Regions from separate parts of the Homo sapiens genome. Here region 2 is linked to region 1. Evidence: read pairs that join two places in POLR2A ChIA-PET (ENCODE). Cell type or tissue: PC-9. All regions are shown on one strand.

The links. ChIA-PET counts read pairs that join two places held together with the same protein. Peaks named below come from ENCODE experiments on the same cell type or tissue, not always from the same donor. Only the 100,000 strongest peaks of a DNase experiment are listed, where the experiment ranks them.
Region 2: POLR2A ChIA-PET joins it to region 1 with 10 read pairs; 3 of 35 experiments call an interaction of 5 or more read pairs at or near these places.

The regions. Positions count from the first base shown.
Region 1 is chr5:132,563,261-132,571,260 of GRCh38, forward strand. All of the region lies in intron 2 of RAD50 (RAD50 double strand break repair protein), which reads left to right. Among named protein-coding and RNA genes, the nearest start is that of RAD50, 10 kb to the left of the region's middle. In PC-9, no CTCF peak of the experiment used is centred here; no DNase peak of the experiment used is centred here.
Region 2 is chr5:132,901,312-132,909,311 of GRCh38, forward strand. It overlaps AFF4 (ALF transcription elongation factor 4), which reads right to left. Exons shown (of 21, transcript NM_014423.4): 6 at 3,057-3,093; 7 at 1,131-1,176. Among named protein-coding and RNA genes, the nearest start is that of LEAP2, 32 kb to the left of the region's middle. In PC-9, no CTCF peak of the experiment used is centred here; a DNase peak (open chromatin) is centred at 4,870.

The DNA.
Region 1 (8,000 bases):
ACAGAGCACAATTCTTGAGTAGGCAAAAAGAGATAAGATCCATTGCCCAACTGGAGGGGATACCAGGAACATCCACTGTTATCCATTGTAACAGGGATTTAGGCAGATTATATGATTGGAAACTTTAGTGGTGAAAGAATGAGTAAGTTCTCTTTTGATTGCTTTTATATTCTCAAATGAAAAAAGAAATGAAGTTACTGGTTGAGAGTGGCAGAAGGGGTTGATTGAGCCTAGAAAACATAGAATAGTTTTTAACCTCAGTAAGTAAATTGATTAAGGGAGGTGTTCTGGGATTACATGACAGTGTCAGGGGTTTTGTGAAAATTTAAAGAGAGACCAGCCATCATGGTTATGTATGTTTTTTCAGTCTTGTTCAGCCCAAGCACTGAATAAATTGGAAAGTTGCATTTATCCATGGTTGGGGATTTGGTAAATACTATGAAGGTAATGAGAAGCAAGGAATTGAGTACCGATATGGTTTGAATTTGTATCTGCCCAAATCTCATGTCAAATTGTAACCCCCATTGTTGGAGGAGGGGCCTGGTGGGAGGTGATTGAATCATGGAGGTGGATTTCCCCCTTGCAGTTCTTGTGATAGTAAGTTCTCATGAGATCTGATTGTTTAAAAGTGTGTAGCACCTCCCCCTTCACTCTCTTCCTCCTGTTCTGGCCGTGTAAGATGTGCCAGCCTCCTCTTCACCTTCTGCCATGATTGTAAGTTTCCTGAGGCCTCCGCAGTCATGCTTCCTGTACAGCCTGCAGAACCGTGAGCCAATTAAACCTCTTTTCTTTAACCAGTTTCAGGTATTTCTTTGTAGCAGTGAGAAAACAGACTAATGCAGAAAGTTGGTACCGAGAGTAGGGTATTGCTATAAAGATAGCTGAAAATGTGGAAGTGACTTTGGAACTGGGTAATGGGTAGAGGTTGGAACAGTTTGGAGGGCTCAAAAGAAGACAGGAAGATGAGGAAAAGTTTGGAACTTCCTAGAGACTTGTTAAATTATTTTGACCAAAATGCTGACAGTGATATGAATAATGAAGTCTAGGCTGAGGAGGTCTCAGATGGAGATAAGGAGCTTACTGAGAACTGGAGTAAAGGTCACTCTTGCGATGCTTTAGCAAAGAGACTGGCAGCATTGTGCCCCTGCTCTAGGAATCTGTGGAACTTTGAACTTGAAAGAGATGATTTAGAGTATTTGGTGGAAGAAATTTCCAGGCAGCAAAACTTTCAACATGTGGCCTGGCTGCTTCTAGCAGTATATGCTCATATGTGCAAGCAAAGAGATCTGAAACTGGAACTTATATTTAAAAGGGAAGCAGAGCATAAAAGTTTGGAAAATTTGCACCCTGATCATGTGGTAGAAAAGAAAAACCCATTTTCTGGGGAGGAATTCAAGCCGGCTGCAGAAATTTGCATAAGTAAAGAGGAGCAGAATGTTTAATAGCCAAGACACTGGGGAAAATGGCTAGAAGGCATTTCAGAGATCTTCACAGCAGCCCCTCCCATTACAGGACACTACTCCCTGTGTTTCAGCCACTCCAGCTCCAGCCATGGCTAAAAGGGCCCCAGATATATCTTAAGCTGCTGCTCCAGAGGCTGCAAGCTGTAAGCCTTGGCAGCTTCCACATGGTGTTAAGCCTGGGGTTGCGCAGAGAACAAGAGTTGAGGCTTGGGAGCCTCCACCTAGATTTCAGGGGATGTATGGAAACGTCTGGATGTCCAGGCAGAAGTCTGCAGGACTTGTTGCAGGAGGGACCTGGTTGGGGTGATTGGATCATGGGGGTAGATTTCCCCCTTGCTGTTCTCATGATAGTGAGTAAATTCTCATGAGATCTGGTTGTTTAAAAATCTGTCACAATTCCCCCTTTACTCTTTTTCTTCTGCTCCAGCCATGTAAGATGTGCCAGCATCCCCTTTGCCTTCTGCCATGATTGTAAGTTTCCTGAGGTCTCCCCAGTCTTGCTTCCTGTATAGCATGTGGAACTGTGAGCCAATTAAACCTCCTTTCATTATAAGTTACCCAGTTTCAGGTTTTTTTTTTATAGCAGTGCAAGAATGTACTTATACAACCATAATCTTAATATATTGACTTAATCAATCCTCCTGTATGTAATCAATGTCTCATCGTTGCATCAGGGCCCTAGCACCTCATATGGGCTGACTCCATCCCTGTATGCCAGTCTTCCTTATCCTGCGTAGGCTCTTGACTCTTCATTCTGACTCCCTCATGGGATGCTTTTCCATTCTGTATACACTTTGACTTCTGGTGCTAGATCATGTCCTCATTCCCCGCCCTTCTCTGATACCAGGTGGCCTCTTGCAGGGATGCCCACTGTACTCTGACCTGAATCTCCCCAGATCTGTGTCACTGAGAGGGTCACTCTTCTCAGTCTGATACTTTATACCAGGTGGCTTCTTGCAAGAATGCCGTCTCTACTCTATGATCTGACTTCCCCCTAGCCGACTTAACCCTCAGGTGGGCCCCCTTCTCATCATTATCAGGCTCTGAATCCCCACACTATTCCCTGGCGTGGACACTCTGCTTCTGAGCTGGATCCCCCCTATTTGTGGATTCCTCTTTCATCCTGCTGGAACTCTGATACCATTGGACTCTTGAAACTCTGTCTATGCCAAGCTGTTTCCCCATGAGGGTACCCTTCTCAGCCTACTCAAGCTCATTTATTCCACTCTAGGCTGAGTTATAGGTGCCTTAACCTTCAGCTGGCATGAACACGCACCTTCTTCTGCCCCACCTAATGGTTTTACAACTAGATTGTTTGGAGAAAGAAGGGTTTTTCTTATTTTTTATTTTATTCTTTTTGATAGAAATTGTTCTGAAGTATAATACACATTTCTTTGTTTTAATAATTCAATCTAAATTACACTTCACTTTTGAAGTGACTCTTCTTCAATAAGAGTGTCAACAACAATGTAGTGATAGAAATGCTACAAGATAGCCCTTGCTTGAATTCTATTTACTAATTTGATGTTTGCCGGGTAGCTAGGTCCTCGAAAAGTAGATGCCATGGAGAAAGAGTATGTGTATTTGGCTTGCTACTCAGGAACACTGTAAACAAATTAATTTTTTGCTGCATAAATACATAGCTCCTTAGTTCAACTACTGTGGATTAAACCTTCAGCAGAATGCTCTCCTTATGATGAAATGACAGAGTCAAGTCTGGGCTTTCAAAGCTTTATACTGACCTCTGGCCACCTCCTCATTGAAATGTCTGTATCCTAAGAGGCTGTTTCTGAGTAGCCAGTTCAGCGACTTCTTCCTCTTTACCTCCATCCTCAACCCTTGTCCAGGCTGCCTTCCTATCTCTCCTCGATTATTCCCTGCTTCATGTCTTGTCTCAGTTCACTCTGTTCACCCTAAAGACAAAATAATTCTTCTAAAATGCATATCTACTTCATGCAATTCCCCTGGTTCAAACCATTTAGTGCCATCACCTTAAATCCAAAAGCCTTACCAAGTTTAGAAGGCTGTTAATTTCTGAAACATTTTAGGTTGATACTCTTCTTTTCCCTACTTTCTATGCCAAACATTCTGAAATTTCTGTAGTCACGTAGTGACTCAGATCTTCTCATCTGGTTAACTTCTACCCAGATTGGTAGAAGTTTCATTTAAACATTCACTTCCTTTAGACTACCTTCCCTGAGCTGTCCTAGATAGGTTAGATGCTCCTGCTTTGTACTCCCAGATTATCCTGTGCTTATGATGGTGTTTAGCACACCTTGTCTACATTTAACCTATCTTGCATGCTTCAAAGGAAAAAAAGTCTGTCAGTTTGAACCAAAACAACACATGAAACCTACAAAGTGCCTGTAAATATTTGTTGAATGATTAATTGAATTAGTATCAAAGTTAAATTCATGCCAAGAAGTCATTAAAAAGTCAGCAAAGGATCTTTAATGATTTTTTTTTTTTAAAGCAGAATCCAGTACTTGTGATTTGGGTTGCAACAAAATAATGAGTATCACACTTATACTCGCAAGATGAATAACTGTAACACTGGAAAAGTATGTGAAACAACTATTTTCAGGCATTGGACCACAGATAATGCAGGGCTATATTCTTTGAGAAAGGAGAAACATAAAAGGTGATTCTGCATTCATTCCAGCTTTCTACCTGGGAACACTTTGTAAACTTTGGCACATGGAATTGGAATCCAGTAGAGAGCTGGGCAGAATTGGGCATCACTAGGCAGATGAAACAAAGATAGGATTTTGGATTTGCTAAAGTGACTGGAAATTGTAGAGCAGAGTACTGAAGTAGGGTTGTTGTGCAGAGATGGTGTACCAGAAATCTGCATAAGGATCTTTTGAGTCTTTGGCCAAATACTAAGCTATCCATGTATAGGATGAGATTTAATGAGGGCTAGTAGAGAACAACTACCAAGGTGGCAAGTGGGGCTGTGAGTGTTGTATTCTAAAGGTCACACAATGCTGTGAGACATTTGAGTCCTGATGTGCCAGAATGGAGTGACCTTGTGGAACTCTCCAGTGTTCACTTGAGACCTCAGAAAGGCCCACCTAACAAATACTGAAACCAGGTTTTGATAGAATCAAGCTGAGTTGCCAGTAAATTAACTGGCTGCTAGAACAAAACTCAAGACTTTTTAAAGGAAGCCTACTCAGTCGAAGCTCTCAATGTGGCATCTACAATGTGCAGAATATAATTTTAAAAATTAATGGGAATATGCAAAAGAAAATGTGGTCTATACCTGAGAAGGGAAAAGTGAGTAGAAGCAGATCCAGAGATGACAGATTTTGGAATTAGCAGACAAGGATTTTTTTTTAAATTTTTTTTAAATTTTTTTTTTTGAGATGGAGTCTCACTCTGTTTCCCAGGCTGGAGTGCAGTGGCACAATCTCGGCTCACTGCAACCTGTGCCTCCCAGGTTCAGGCAATTTTCCTGCCTCAGCCTCCCGAGTAGCTGGAACTACAGGTGCCCACGACCATGCCCGGCTGATTTTTTATTTTTTTATTTTTTATTTTTAGTAGAGACGGGGTTTCACCATATTAGCCAACCTGGTCTCGAACTCATGACCTTGTGATCCGCCTGCCTCGGCCTCCCAAAGTGCTGGGATTGCAGGCATGAGCCACGACGCCCGACCGGATTTTTTTAAAGCTATGATAGATAAGCTCAAGGACTTAAAGGAAAAGATGGACATAATGTGTGGGAAGACATCTAAACAGAGTAATAAAAACTATAAAAAAAGACCCAAGAAGCTGAATGCATCACAAGCAGCATAAACATAACTATGTTGTACATTACATTCAAATTGTTCAAAACTAAATATAAAATCTTAAAAACAGGTGGAGGAAAAAGTAACACATCATGCAGAGGGAAAGAATAATGAGTATGATTACTTCTTAGGAAAAGCAATCTAAACCTGAAAACAGTGGGACAGCACCTTTAAGGTGCTAGGGAATAAAAGTTAAACTCCTATATCCAGCAAAAATATTCTTTGAAAATTGGAGGTGAAATGGAGGACATTTTCAGATTTAAAACAAAATGGTAGAGGTAATTTGTTACAGACAGGCTTGCACTATAGTAATTGTTAAAGAAAGTTTTTGAGGCTGAAGGAAAATGTCGAAAATGATTGTAAATTAGTCCTAGAGTAAAAGCTGCTCTAGGTCCCCCTTTACAGACCTTAACAACAAAGGTTCAAAAGAATCCAACTGTTTGTTGCTCAAAAAACTTAACTGCATGCCAGAACAAAGTTCAGTACTCATTAAAGGAATAAAACAAAATCTTTCACCCAACAATACAAAATTCACAATCAAAAGTTAACAGGCATCCAAAGAAGCAGGGAAATAGGACCCATAATCAGAGAAAAATCAATCATATGAACAGATCCAAAATGAAAGAAATAATAGAATTAGTAGATAAGAACCCTAAAACCTTATTATAACTCTTATAAATATGCTCATAGATATAAAGGAAAACATAAGCATAATGAGAAAAATGGAAAATAATTTTAAAAACCCAAATAAACGGAATAATGGTGTTTTGTATATAATGGTACAAATAGGTTAAAAGCAAAAGGATTGAAAAAATATACTGTGCCAGCTAATGAAAAGAAAGCTGAAGTGACCATATTAATACCAGACAGAAGACATCAGAACTAGGGAAAATGAAACATTTTATGATGAGAAGAGGTCAATTTAATGCAAGGACACAAAAATTCTAAATGTAAAACTTCCAAATATATGAGGCAGAAACCTATGGAACAGAATGGAGAAATACACAAATCTGCAAGGTCAATTGGAGATCTCAATACCCCTCTCAGTAGAGAAAAGAAGCAGATGAAATATCAGTAAGTATATGGAAAATTTTAACAACACTGTTAACCAAATCAACCTGATTGACATTTATAGGACATTCCATTGAACGATAGCAGAATACACTTTATTTTCAAGTGCATGTGGAACATTCTGTAAGATAGACCAACATTCTGGACTGTAAAACAAGTGTCAATAAATTTATAAGGAGTAAAGTCATAGATAATGTATTCTGTGACTACACCAGAATCAGTAGCAGAAAAGTATCCGGAAAATCCCCAAATAATTGAAAAATTAAGCAGCATACTTCTAAATATTACATGGATCAAAAAAGGAATCACAAGGGAAATTAGAAAAAATACTTTAAATGAATCAAAAATATAGCATGTAAAAATATGTGGGGTGCAGCTAGATAATGCTTAGAGAGATACGGTAGAAAAGAAACCAATCAGTATAATTTGCCACATTAACAGAATAAAAAAGAAATATCATATGAACACCAATAGATACAGAAAACGCATTTCAATTTAATAGTCTTTCGTGGTAAAAACCCTCAGCATAACTGATGGAGGAATATTAATTCCTGAATAATTCAGTCCAAAATCCGTTAGGTGTGGCTGAGTGAGGAAGGCATCCACAAAAACAAGCTGTGACAGCCTGGTGGGGGATTGGAGCCCAAGTAAGGAATCTATGAGTTTATACTGATACAAGAAAATGGGGGGGGAAATGGAGAAAGAGCAAAGCCCCTTATACTAGAACCTTAACTAATATAAAAGGAATAATGGAACTAGAAAATTACTATAGGCATACCTTAGATATTGCAGGTTAAGTTCTAATGGATGGCGGTCTTGTCTACATTGAAAATCTGTTGTTTAGTGTAGCTACCTTCATCAATTACCTGAGCTAGATCTTCTGGATAACTTGCTGCAGCTCCTGCATCAGCACTTGCTGCTTCACCTCGCACTTTTATGTTGTGGAGACAGCTTCTTTCTTTAAGCCTCATGAACCAACCATTGCTAGCTTCCAACTTTTCTTTGCAGCTTCTTTACTTCTCTCAGCCTTCATAGAATTGCAGAGAGTTGGGGCTTTGCTCTGGATTAGGTTTTGGCCTGAGGGAATGTTGTGGCTGGTTTAATCTATCCCAACTACTAAAACTTTCTCCATATCAGCAGTAAGGCTGTTTCACTTTCTTATCATTTGTGTGTTCACTAAAGTAGCACTTTTAATTTTATTCAAGAACTTTTCCTTTGCCCTCACAACTCAGCTAACTGATGAAAGAGGCCTAACTTTCAACCTGTTTTGGATTTTGACATGCTTTTCTCAACTAAGCTTAATCATTTCTAGTTTTTGATTTAAAACGAGATGTTTGACTCTTCTTTCGCTTAAACACTTAGGGGCTGTTGTAGGGTTACTAATTGGCCTAATTTCCATATTATTGTGTCTCAGGCAATCAGGTTCCAAGGAGAGGGAGAGAGACGGGAATGGCAGGTCAGTAAAGCAGTCAGGACACACACGTTAATGGATTAAGTTCACCTCTTATATGTGGATGGTTTGTGGCACACAAACAATTACAGTAGTAACATCAAAGATCACTTATCACAGATCACTATAACAGATACAATAATAATGAAAAAGTTTGAAATATTGTGAGAATTACCAAAATGTGACACAGAGACACAAAGTGAGCACATGCTGTTGGAAAAATGG
Region 2 (8,000 bases), 340 kb after region 1:
TTCTTTACATATAAATAAGTATGATGAATAGGAGTATAATTTGAATTTTTCAGCAGTGAAGGGGGTACTTCTTGTGTTCATGTATTTTCATTCTTAGTTCTTATATTCAGCTGAAGTGCTACCAGGCTAGGGTCATCACAGTATAGTCTGTGACTATGGCATAGAAAGCTGGCACTGTAGTCACTGCTTCTTTAGAACTTTGCTTTAATCACTGAGTTAACTTGTGGTCTCAGGAGTTCAGGAGTTCATTCTTTAAGTTGGAATTTATTTTCATCCAATACATTACCCTGTTACATTTTTATATATATTCCTGCTTCTACCAACAAAATAAAAATAAGAAAACTTAAAGACAGTACAAACTATGTATGTTACTTAATCTAGTGGTTAAATGAAGGGCTTGGCCTAAAGAAGAATCCTGTCTTTATTTTATGACTTATTAAATATAAATTAGGAATATACACACAAAAACATACACATACAACTCTCAGATGAGAAAAAACCATGATCTCAGAGCAAAGGTGGGCAAACTGTGGCCCACAAGCCAAATCCAACCTACCACATTGTTTTAAAGAGTGTGGCTGGAATACTGCCACACTTAGGGTCTACAGCTGCTTTCATACTACAGATGGCAGAGCTGAGCAGTCAAAACACAGACTATGTGGCTCTGAAAGCCTAAATATTTCACTATCTGACCCTTTACATAAAAATTTGCATGCTCATGCCTTAAATATTTCTTTTATTTTTTAATTTTTCTGAGATCAAGTCTCGCTCTGTGGCCCAGGCTGGAGTGAAGTGGCACGATCTCGGCTCCCTACAACCTCCACCTCCCAGGTTCAAGTAATTCTCCTGCCTCAGCCTTCCAAGTAGCTGGGATTACAGGCGCTCGCCACCACGCCTGGCTAATTTTTTTATTTTTAGTAGAGAAGGGGTTTCACCACGTTGGCCAGGCTGGTCTCGAACTCCTGACCTCACGTGATCTGCCTGCCTTGGCCTCCCAAAGTGCTAGGATTACAGGTGTCAGCCACCCTGCCCAGCCTCAATATTTCTAAATACTGTTCAAAATACCTAGATATTACAGGTAACTTTTAGCAAAAATGATAAATATTAAACTCATTAAGCAATAAACTTACGATTTAGACTGGTGCCCATTTGAAGTTTTAGAAGGATTATATCTTTCTGGAACAAAAAGAATGAAGTGAGCAACTAAAGGATGGCTATTTAGACTGTAAAATGTCTATGTAAAATACCCTCAAATAAATGTAAATCAAACAATGAAATATAATTCTTCAACCACCAAACTGGTAACACCTTCAAGCCCAATAATATGAGATACTGGTGACTACAGGGGAAATAAGCATGTGCATATGTTGCTGGTAGGACTATAAACTCATACGATCTTCTTGAAGGGCAATCTGGTAATACCTTCTCAGTACTGTAATTATATTGCTAAGTGACTTAATAATTCCAATGAAAGGAATTTACATTACAGGTATAATCTTGAGGAATACACGAACACACAAGCACACACTTGGGAATGTTTATTATAGCCTGGTTTGTAATGGCAAAAACTGGAAAAAAATGTCCATCGATAGGGGACTAGTGAAATAAATTAAGATATTTTCATATTATAACATAATTTTAAGGTTAAACAATGAGCTAGAGCTTTATGCTGATATAGAAATAGCTCTAAAACAAAGTGAAAAACACAAATAATGAGTAGAGGCAGCTTATGATCCCATTTGTGAACAGCTTTCAGAAAAGAGAATGAGAGAAGAGTAGAAGGATGAAGCATTCTTAAAAGATGACGACTAGGGAAAACAAGCTGAGAAAAAAAAGGAAACAAAAAGAAGAGAGAAAATGTAAATTCTCTGGCCTATAGTTAGCTATTTTCTGCATTTTAACATTTTCTGCATAATTAACAATGTCAAATCCCTTTTTCCTGTAAGCTACGGCCTTTAAGGTGGAACTAAGAAATTGATAGACAGATAAAGAAAGCATAACATCAAAAGAGGTATTCTTCTAGTTTTATCCCTGCATTAAGATCACTGAAGATAAACTAAGGATCAAAAAGTTCCACATTTTCATTTCCAAAATACCTTATGACTAGTACAAATCTACCTTAATTAAGAAGTTACTGCTCTTGGCAAAAAGAATACCTGTTTTGTTACAGAGGTATACGGTAAAGCCCAGACATTTGCATTGGTTCCTGATCTTACCACTCTCAATCTACACAACCACAATCTCTTGGGACCATAAGACTATCTTCCCTAGAATTCTTCTGACAGGCCAAGAGAGTAAGGGTAAAGGTGAGGGTATAGCAGGCAGCAGATTTTCTACCCAGATCAGAAAACCAAGGAAGAAAAAACAGGGACTGTACAAATATAAGAAGAAAAGGGCCATGGTCAGCTAAATAAAATGACCCTTCTTGTGCGGAGTTTTATCATCATAGAGCCAAGTATCTTCATGAAGTAAGTTAAAAGAAAGAAGAATAACTCTTGAGTTTACGAGGTGCCCATCAAATTGTATTCATGAACTATTAGTTCAAATGCTTAATAAAAGTAGTGTATTTTGATCTCCAATGACTTACAGTTCTTGAATTTTTTAAAGCATAACAATTTTTCAGCTCAACCCACTACTACCCATTAGATCATAAAAATTAGGATACGAGGGCATGGTGGCTCACACCAGTAATCCCAACACTTTGGGAGGCGAGGCAGGTGGATCACTTGAGCTCAGGAGTTCGAGACCAGCCTGTGCAACATAGTGAGACCCTATCTCTACTAAAAATTTAAAAAATCAGCCAGGCATAGTGGCATGTGCCCACAGTCCCAGCTACTCAGTAGGCTGAGGCAGGAGGATCACTTGAGCCCTGGAGATCGAGGCTGCAGTGAGCTACGACCACACCACTACACTCCAGAAAAAAAAAAAAAGAAAACAAAAATGAAAAAGGATATGACATGTAAAGGTATTACTAAAGTTATATATGGTGTGACCATGAAAACTGAATGTTCAATAAATAGCTTAATTTGAAAACAAAGAGGGAAAGAAATACTCACTTTGTTCTCCAGTGCCAAAATTGGACTGCTGAGACTCCTAAGAAAAAGGAACATAAAATTATACAAAGTTACACTAAAAAAGAAAGATTAGTGAAAAATGCTTAAATTACATAAAAACACTTCAAGTACTTGAAAAAGCACAGAAAGAATGTAATGATCCTGTCTGATCAGCCTTGGCAATTTTGGGATCAATAATGGACTTTCCCAGAGATTAATACAAAAAGCATTAAGCCACCTAATAATCTTTATCATTCAATTCTTTCAGCAGCATCCATTGTAGTCATATCCTTATTTAGAGCCCTTTATAAAATAACTAATTTCAATTTAAAATTCTTGGTCTTAAGAAAACACTTCATTTAAAACTAAAGGTAATACCGAAGACAGTGTACCAGGTGAAGATAGCTGTATAACCTTTATCCATTAGAAGTATACCACTTTTTTGGGAGGCCGAGGCTGGCGGATCATGAGGTCAGGAGATCAAGACCATCCTGGCCAACATGGTGAAACCCCGTCTCTACGAAAAATACAAAAATTAGTTGGGCGTGGTGGCGTGCACCTGTAGTCCCAGCTACTCGGGAGGCTGAGGCAGGAGAATCACTTGAACCCTGGGAGGCGGAGGTTGCAGTGAGCCGAGATCGCGCCACTGCACTCCAGCCTGGCAACAGGGCGAGACTCCATCTCAAAAAAAAAAAAAAAAAAGTATACCACTTTTATGGACTAAAAAAATCCCATATGGATATTTCCATGTCATTTTACTCCCTCCTTCTCCCTGCTCCCAATATTTTATATACATTAGCAACGTGAGGAAGAGATGGTCATTTACTTCCATGTAAGCCCTATAACAGCATAGTGTCCAGCACTCAGGAAGCACCAATAGAAAGAAGCCAGAATGTCACCCTTAGTGAAACATGGCTTTCCAAACTCAATTTTCATGACCAGAACAGCTGTTCCATATGTGCAAACTATGCATTTCTCAAAATTAAATCTGGATACAAGATGTAGCACTAAAATTATACAAATATTCCTAAAAGCTTACTTAAAAATAAGCATAATCTTCCTTTAGTTACAGAATTGTCTGTGAAAGAACAATCCAAATAGTTAGAAAGCTAAAATATAGTTTTGCGGTTAAAAAACATTAAAAACCTATTTCTACACTCAACTGATTTTCCAAGAGGATGCCAAGACCATTATATGGGAAAGAATAGTCTTTTTAACAACGGTGCTGGACAAACTGAATATCCATGGGCAAAATAAAGCTGGGCCTTTATATCACATCATATTAAAAACAAAACAAAACAAAACAAAAAACTCAAGAAGGATCAAAGACCTATAAATGTAAAAGCTAGAGCTATAAAATCTTTAGAAAAAAACACAATGCCAAATCTAAATGACCTGGGATTTGGCAAGATAAACTTGACTTAATCAAAATTAAGAACTTCTGTGCTTCAAAGATTGTTATCAAAAAAGTGAAAAGACAACTCACAGAATAGGAGAAAATATTTGCAAATGATGTATCTGATAAGGGGCTGGTATCCACAATATACTACAAAGAGCTCTTACAATTCAATAACAAGACAAGCCAATTAAAAAACAGGAAAAGGGCCTGAATAAACATTTACCCAAGGAAGACATATAAATGGCCAATAAGCAGATGAAAAGATTTCTCACACCTGTCATCACGGAAATACAAATCTACAATGAGATACCACTTCTCAACCACTAGGATGACTAGAATCAAAAAGACAGATGTAACAAGTGTTGACAAGTATGTGAAGAAATCAGAACCCTGGTAAGAATGCGAAATGGTACAGCTGCTTTGGAAACATTCTGGCAGTTCCTCAAATAAGTAAACACAGAGTTACCACATGACCCAGCCATTCCACTCTTAGGTACACAACCAAACAAAATGTAAACATATGTCCACACAAACACTTCTACATAAGTGTTTATAGCAATATTATTCATAACAGCCAAAAAGTGGAAACAACTCAAATGTCCATCAGCTGATGAATGTATAAACAAAATGTGATATATACTTATACACTGGAATATTATTTGGCCATAAAAAGGAATGAAGTACTGTTACATGCTACAACTTAGATGAATCTTAAAAACATAATGTTAAGTGAAAGAATATAGTCACAAAAGACCACATACTACATTATACTATTTATATAAAATGTTTAGAACAGAGAGATCTATAGAGATAGAGTAGATTAGTGGTTGCTTAAGGCTAGGAAGGTAGAGGGAAAGAGGGATAACAGCTAAAGGGTACAGTTTCTTTTTGAGTTGATGATTTATAAATAAACTCAAAACTACTGAACTCTACACTTGAAGTAGGTGAATTACATGGTAAGTGAATCACATCTCAGTACTGCTGTTAAAAAACTGTATATAGAGCAGTGGGCAAGAGGTCACTTTTGTGACTTTTGTTTAAAATGAAGATTCCAGGATGGGTGTGGTGGCTTATGCAGGTAATCCCAATACTTTGGGAGGCTAAGCAATGAGGATAGCTTGAGGCCAGGAGTTCAAGACCAGACTGGGCAACATACCAAGATCCTATCTGTACAAATAATAAAAATAAAATAAAATGAAGATTCCTTTACCCCCTCAAATTGTTTATTGTCTTATATTCATTTACTTGGTAAATGGCCTAAAAGTTAATAGCCCCATATTCCAAATAATCTGATTTATTTGTCTTATATCTGACAATAGTCAGCAGGTCCACAAATACTACTGGATTCTGTCTCTTAAACATCCACCAAAGGCGAGACCATCTGAACCGGAAAGACTTCAGGTCTTCATCTTGTTTACCTACAATGGCCTTCTAATGGATCTTCCTAGCTCTAGTTTATCTCCTTTACTCAGCTATAGCCTCCCTTCTACAGCCTGTAGAAGTTTACCCTTCTACAGCCCAAGTCTTAGTATGCGTCATCACTGCTCTCCTATTTTTCATAGAACTTCCCAATGACTCTTTGTTTTTTCCTAAGGATGAAACCCAAACTCTCTGGCAACACACTTACTCATGTATCAAAGTACTGAGAAAACAATGATAAGCAAAAACTGACAAGGGCCCTGCCCCCATGGAGCTTAACACCTATTTGAATGTCAATAATTACTACCTTTGCAAGTACTCACGCAAATCAAAGTAAAATGGCAACTGTAATAAACACAATGAAGGGCAAATACACATAATTATATTGAGTTTGTAATTGTGCATGCATGTGTACCTGTGTGCTTGTATGCATGTGTGCATATGTGTGTGTGTGTGTATGATCTAGCCAGGAAGATGAGCAAAGGCTTCCCTGAGGAACTGCCATTCAGATTGAAATTTGAAGGATATATAGGAAATAAACTGGGAAAGGAAGAGATAGGCTAAGTGCCATAGGGAGAGAGAAAACATGTGTAAAGTCCAGCTTAAAGGGAAGAGCATGGCTTGTACAAGGAACTTAAAGGCAGCCCACAGAGAGGAAAAAGTAAAGGTGGAAGAGTGGTGAGATATGAGACTGAAGACCTAAAATGCTAGATCACACAGTTTACAGACTTATAGACCATATTAAAGACCTGTGTGTGTGCAGCTTATTAAGTAGGAGAGTTACACAACTACATCTGCACATTGTGAGGATCATCTCGCCTACTAAGTGGAGAACAGTTTTAAGAAAGCTAGAATGGAGTTAAGGATACAAAATGAGGTTACTGGAGTAGTACCAGTAGGAGATAACTACAGCTTAAACAAGTTTGTCTTCCAGCTTTTTTTTTTTTAATCATATACTCCATTACTAAGAAATTTTTCCATTTGTATCTCCAAAATATGTATAGAATATGCATTACTACTTATGTATAAGATTAAAATACTGCAATTTCAAAAGCATAACAAAAATTAAATACCATTTTTAGAGTAATTTTTAAATATATTTATGAATGACAACAAAACCTTTCTTACACACAAAAATATAATGCTTCAAAGGTATGACGCTAAGATGGACTTATTTTTGATATCTGGTTTCACTGGATGCCACAAAGATATAGTTATACTCATGGAAGAAATACCATGCTTATTAAATCACAGTAACAAAATTTCAGTCCTATACATTAATTATGTAAAGAATTCTATTGAAGTTGAATTAGATTTCCATGTTCCTTGTTGTAAATCATTTAGAAAAATAAATTAGAAGGATGCATTTTATTATTTTTAGCAAATAGGTTCAAACCACTGATTAGAAATTTTTTTTCAGCTCTTTACAGTATTCATATTAGAACTGTGGTTTTTTGGTAACAAAAAACTAAAAATACATAAACAATGACAATATTATTGTTATTTTCCTAGCTTGAATGTATGTATATGTATATACACACACACTCATATATAATCTATACACTATATATATACATATATATATATATATATATTTTTTTTTTTTGAGACGGAATCTAGCTCTGTCACCCAGACTGGAGTGCAGTGGTGTGATTTCGGCTCTCTGCCACCTCCAGCTCCCAGGTTCAAGCGATTCTCCTGCCTCAGCCTTCCAAGTAGCTGGGATTACAGGCACCTGCCACCACGCCCAGTTAATTTTTATATTTTTAGTAGAGACAGGGTTTCACTGTGTTGGCCACGCTGGTCTCGAACTCCTGACCTCGTGATCCACCCACCTTGGCCTCTCAAAGTGCTGGGATTATAAGCATGAGGCACCGCACCCAGCCGCTCAAGCATATCTTTTAGGGAAGCGGTTACTTCATTCATTGTTAAAACATCATCTTTTTTTTTTTTTTTTTTTGAGATGGAGTTTCACACTCCTGTAGGATGTTTCATACTTGTTGCTCAGGCTGGAGTGCAATGGCATGATCTCTGCTCACTGCAACCTCCATCTCTTGGGCTCAAATGACTCTCCAGCTCAGCCTCCCAAGTAGCTGGGATTATAGGCGCATGCCACCACGCCCAGCTAA